2 separate regions of the Homo sapiens genome follow, and region 2 is linked to region 1. Evidence: chromatin contacts called from ENCODE Hi-C or POLR2A ChIA-PET data. All regions are on one chromosome and are shown on one strand. Each heading gives the region's core, a stretch centred on a gene start or an enhancer-like site at or near the end of the contact. The rest is flanking DNA. Distances are from core to core; before and after follow the strand shown. Region 1 holds the start of ZBTB20-AS5 (ZBTB20 antisense RNA 5). Region 2 holds the start of TIGIT (T cell immunoreceptor with Ig and ITIM domains).

What was found. Hi-C counts contacts between places; a loop is a spot of excess contacts on that map. ChIA-PET counts read pairs that join two places held with the same protein, here RNA polymerase II (POLR2A). Pooled maps may share reads with other maps.
Region 2: a loop to region 1 is called in a map with no recorded cell type, with 4 times the contacts of the local background. The contact joins the promoter of TIGIT here to the promoter of ZBTB20-AS5 in region 1. A Hi-C loop is called at or near these places in 2 of 168 maps with a recorded cell type or tissue (mammary epithelial cell and vagina), 21 of 37 single-sample maps with no recorded cell type and 5 of 50 pooled maps. POLR2A ChIA-PET finds 5 or more read pairs at or near these places in 4 of 52 experiments (B cell, BJ, WTC11 and 1 more).

What each region holds. Positions count from the first base shown.
Region 1 is chr3:114,452,226-114,454,925 of GRCh38, reverse strand. It overlaps ZBTB20-AS5 (ZBTB20 antisense RNA 5), which reads right to left and starts at 1,333. Exons shown (of 3, transcript NR_121661.1): 1 at 1,286-1,333. The region is part of intron 7 of ZBTB20 (zinc finger and BTB domain containing 20); the gene reads left to right.
Region 2 is chr3:114,292,630-114,295,344 of GRCh38, reverse strand. TIGIT (T cell immunoreceptor with Ig and ITIM domains) reads right to left here and starts at 1,317. Exons shown (of 4, transcript NM_173799.4): 1 at 1,223-1,317. The coding sequence starts at 1,283.

The DNA.
Region 1 (2,700 bases), core at 84-2,583:
AACGTGGTCTGCTTGCTGATGGCAGAATGGCACTCGGAGATTTGTGCATTGTGTCTGGTTTCCTACGGGCAGGCTGACCCAGTGCCTCCAGGGACTTATCAATAGACCACTCAGAAGAGACACAGACAGGAGAGAGGAGGAGGGGTGGGGGGAGAGAGAGAGAATCAATATCAAGAATAGAAGGAGCTCCGAAGCCATTTTTTTTTTAAAGAAGTATCGGGACTTGGGAGAGGGTGACAAAGAAGGTTTTTCAAAGAGGCAGTGGAGGAGGTTCTAATAAATTTGGAAGGAAACAGTTCCCTGTCTTGGGAAAAGGAGAACTCCTGACTGATTAGCATTCACACCAGGTATGAGATGTTCGCTACCCCTTATCACTGTGTCGCAACCGAGATGGAAAAGCCTTTTTTTTTTTTTAGGAGACCGAGGGAGCATGTATTTTGCTGTGTTTGTTGTTGGGGGGTAAGAGGGGCGGCGTGAGAAGCTGTGGGCATTTGTGTATGAGAGCAGAAAGAATGGAAGCAGTACAACGGGGGGTGGGAAAGAGTATGGAGTATGTTACTGTCTTCCCTGTCTTTGTGCACCCCTGGGGGGTTACCCAAGTTCATTTCTAGCAGGTGGATTTAGACGGGAGTTACTTAACGCTTGACCGCCAGTTTTGAAAAAAAAGAAAGAAAAAAACGCTGCTTCCTATGTCTATTAAAGGAAGCTCCAATTTCTCTCTCTCTCTCTCTCTCTCTCTCTCTCTCTCTCCCTTCTCTTTTCCTCTCTCTTCCTCTCTCTCTTCCTCTCTCTCTGCCCCCCATCCCTCTTCCCCTCTCTCCCTCTCCCTCTCTCTTCTTTTTTTCCTCTTCTAACCAGACAGCGGGAGGGTTTCTGGCTCCCAGCCAGCCCAAAAGCCTCTAAGTGTTTTGCACTTGTTTCAGGGAGTAGCTGCCCGGGGATTTTTCAGCATTTTCACTAGAGAACAAAGAGTTCTTTACAAAGGGAAGGGTGGGGGGGGGGGGAGTGAGCTTAATGTCTGATATATGTTTTTCTATTTTTATTAGTTTTTCGCCTAAAAAGAAAGAGACAGGAACAGAACATTCACTCTATAAAGACACAAAGACATTCAAAAGAAATCCAGTTATCTTTTCTCCCCATCATCCCAATATATACATATATGTACATGAAAAAATTAAAAAGAAAAAGACTAGTTAAGTTGCATATGTTGCTCTTTTCTCCTCTTTTAATCTTTCCAAATCCAACTGTTCTTATGCTCACTTTATGCTATTTTTTTTCTACTCACAATAAAAGTTGTTCAGGATGCATCTTCTCTTATCATGTCTTTACCCTTTCTGGGTCGCCAAAATCTTGTGGAAGAAAGAACAAAAGTCCATCAAATAATCAATTTGGTGACTAGAACATCTTCTACTTTTGCCACTTGGGTAAAAAGTTAATTATGGAATTTGGGTTCCCAAAATACCAATGGGGTACATCAGTTCATTCGATCTCACAAGTTTTTGCATCCATCTGTTTAAAAGGTACCACTTGTGTCACTTGTCAGTTATTAAGAAAAGGTAGTAAGGGAGCAGATATTTGTATTTTATTTTTGTTTCTAATTATGTAAATGACAAAACCCCCAGAGAGATTTCTTGCCCCTTCTATGATACACTAGTTCATGCAAAATATAGTCTAGATGGAGATTTTGTCAACGATTCTGATTGCCACGTAGCTTTGTGTTCTCCATTTCAATTTTTGCCTATGCATGTATATTTTTACCATGAATTTGTGTTGTAGCAAACATTTCAGAATGCTTATCATTTTCAAATTAATGCTCCAACAAAAGCAAAAAGAAATCAGATGTGAGCTGTATGTGTAAAATGTAGTAAACAATTTTATCTTTTATATATGCTGTACATTTATATCTTTATGCTAATATCCTGGATTTGTAAACCCAAGATAATGTTTTCTTTCTTAAAGTTCTCCTCTTAATGCATTTATATGTTGATTGTCACTTAGAAATCTTTTTAAGGTACATTATAGACACGAAACTAAACAAGGGGAACAATTCTCAAGCTCTACAAAAATCCTTAAATATATATTATGTACCATTCCTAACTACAGATAACTGTTTTGCTAAGTAGAAAACAGCTACAACAGTTGTTTCAAGAATCAGAAACTCTTTTCTTTTTTTTTCTATTAACTGAAAATAAAATCTATTCATATCCCTGGGGAGGGAAAATGTAGGGGAAAATATAGATATATACATTTTCCATAATTATAGAATGCATTTATGTAACTGCTTCTTAAGGGTGTAATACATATCAGGGCAGAGTGTGATGCTCATCAAAAAACCCTCCTGGCTGGGAGGTGTGAGTGCCTTATGTTTGAAGTAACTTGATAACAAGGAGTCTTTTCGGGAAACCTTACTATGTATGTGTTGCCTCAGTAATGATCCTCAGATAAAAAACAAGTACTAGGTGGCCAGTGTTAGCACTTGAACTCACTGAAAGATATTAGAAGTAGGGGAACTTTTGGCAAATCCAGAATTTTCCAGGGTAACTCACTTCTTACACTTACATGTTTTCTTTAGGAATATTCTTGAATTGCTTTCAGACTTTTCTGTATTTTTGTAGAATTTTTTAATGCTTTTAATAGTGCTTAAGGAGAAAAATACTTTTAAAAAGAATGTCATCCAAATAAGAGAAACTCAGTCTTTAA
Region 2 (2,715 bases), core at 68-2,567, 160 kb after region 1:
ATTCAAGGCTCCCAGTCCCCCATTCAGGTTGTCTTTCCAGTCTTCTCACCCTTCTCCACACATCTCTACTCCAGCCCAGCCCAGCCCATCTCCTCCCCACCCACTGCCCTATGCTTCCAGAGCTGACTTCTGCCCCTCTTTACACCTCGCCCACAGGGAGGCTTGTCAAGGCTGCACTCCCTCCCCGCCTCCTAGAAGACCTCAGCCCATCTCAACCTCCCTTTTCCTTTCACATTCACTGCCTGTATTGTATAATTAGCACCTTACTAAATGCCTGGCTTATGACTACACAACTTAGCACGTTGCCCCCTCGCATATTCTGCTATGTAGCTTCATGGCCAGCTTGTTATTTTCGTAGGCCTATTTTGTCTACCCACTTAGAATATAAGCCCTTGTCAGCTGATACCACCTCTTCTGTTTTTATTTTGTTTTGTTTTTATGTTTCTTCCTGCGGCCTAGTTCTATGCTGGATGCATTATCCTTTGAAATAAAACCTTGCTGTTTGGTTGATTGTCATTTGCAGTGCCTGAAAAAACCTTCAGGAAAGCCAAGAAATCCAATAGCAAAGGAAGCTTAGCAGGAAACCCTGCTTCTCCCAGGCATAACCACCCTCTCAGCACTTAACCTCTCCCCAGCAACCCTGGGCACATCTCCATCCTCAGATAGTTCAGAAGGCAACATAAAAACTAATTTATACCACAGTTTTTAAATATTTGTGTTCCCCTCCCTCAGAAATATTTGACTCTGATTTTTAATATAGAAGAAATAAATTTAACAAAAAATCAGTCTCTAGTGGTAGAACCTCTGGAATCTGTGAAAAAGACATTTTCAATTCACAGAGAACTTATAATGTTTTCCTGGAAAGTTCCTGAAAGGCAACAGAAAAGAAGCTGGAGCAGGAATGAGCTTCTAAAAGCAAACTGGCAATGCCTCCTGCCCAGCCCTTCTTCTTCTCCTGCTCCTTCTTGTGCTGGCCAGTCAGGCTCCTCCAACCCCGGAAGTCTGCAAAGTCCTTCATCTGCCACCAAAAACAGAACCCCACCTCATTCTCAGAGATTGTCCTTTCTTAAATAAGAGTACACAGGACTCTAAAAGTTGCAATTTCTTTCTCTCAAGCAGCTGTGGCATGCTCTTGGAGTCTTCCCTACACAAGCACCCAAGTCTCCAACCAAGCTTAGCCTTGTTTTTCCTCCCTGCTGCTCTGCTGGGTTTCAGGCCTTACCTGAGGCGAGGGGAGCCTGCCTCAGCCCCTGGGCCCAGATCAGGAGGAGACACCAGCGCATGCTTCTGCCCAGAGGGCCTACAGGAAGCAGATGTGGCCTCTTCTGCCACTGAAAGTAGCCGACTGCAGATAGGACGGTAAAACTGAGCCTCTGAGAAAAGACGGTCTCGGAAAAACCAAGTTTGGCAAAAACCATATTAAAAACACATAAAGTTGTCAACAAATACACAAACTGCATAGGGTGAGCCACAAGAAAGGCCATGAAGGAAACATTTAAAAATAAATGAAAATTGTGGTTAGAGGTACACTCGTCTTTGGATTATAGTCAATCTATTGTTTTTAAGTTCTGTCTTAATGTTTTTTCTAAAAATCAGCCTTTATTCAAAGAGCTCAAGGGCATCTGTGTAGTGCCCAAGATTCTGAAGAATCTGCTACTGATGAGGAACTGTTGGCTGAGCTCCTCTGGCATCCTCCTGATGAAGAATGTGCAATGATAAGAGAAGCTTATCATTGTAGGGACTTACAGGCCAGGGACTGCACTTGAAATCTAATGAACAGGTGAACAAGAAGTGTTTACTTGGGGGATGATACATGGATGGGACAAAGGTCTTGGACAAACACAGCAACTTTCCCTTGAAGGAGATCTTCTACTCGAATCTTATTTCTTTTGTCTTGTTTATCTGGACTGAGACTTTATTGAATTCTGGCTTGATTTCTCTGGTGCAGTAGGATCAGAGGAGATTAGAGGAGAGAGCTTTCCTGTGCACAATGACCTCATGAGAGCTGGAAATGCAAAGAAGGGTGAGCCCCTGGGAGCTGACCCAGGAGAGGGATTGGTTGACATTTGCCTGGAGCTCCCAGCCCATCACCAGGTCCTACTATGGACCCATCCTTCTTTCCTCCCTCCCTCCCTTCATTCATTTGAAAGTCCCTGGGTGCCTACAAAGCACCAACCTCAACACCAGGCTCTGAGGATATGAGAGTAAATAATCACAGCCCCTACCCTCAAATAGTTTACAAAGCTTGTTCCTTGGTGAACTCAGTCAGGAGAGGGGGTAGAAGATCCACATTCACCTGCCTCGCAGGCTCTCAACACAGTTGCCTTGGGGATGCTCCATGTTGTACATCCTGAAAATCTGCATCTGCACCCAGAAGCATCTGAAGCCTGGTGCCCCACCCCCTCCATTCCAGCCATGCACCTCTAGCATTTCACACCATCCAGGCTCCTACCCTCCTTCTCCCTTGCAAGGTCTTCTATCTCAGGCCAGTTTTCTCCCCTCTCTGGGTTCTGCCTATCCCCAACTCTATGACTTGTATACCCCTTATACCCCACCTCCAGACCCTTAGACAATATACGCCTTACCAGCTTCTCTCTGCCTACCCAAAGCAACCTGTCCTTCAAGGCTCACATCAAGAGATGCCTTGCCTTTCAATAGCTACAAAGCCTTCAGCTGAAGGAGAAATAATACCTAATGTGTGTCCAAGGGAAGGTG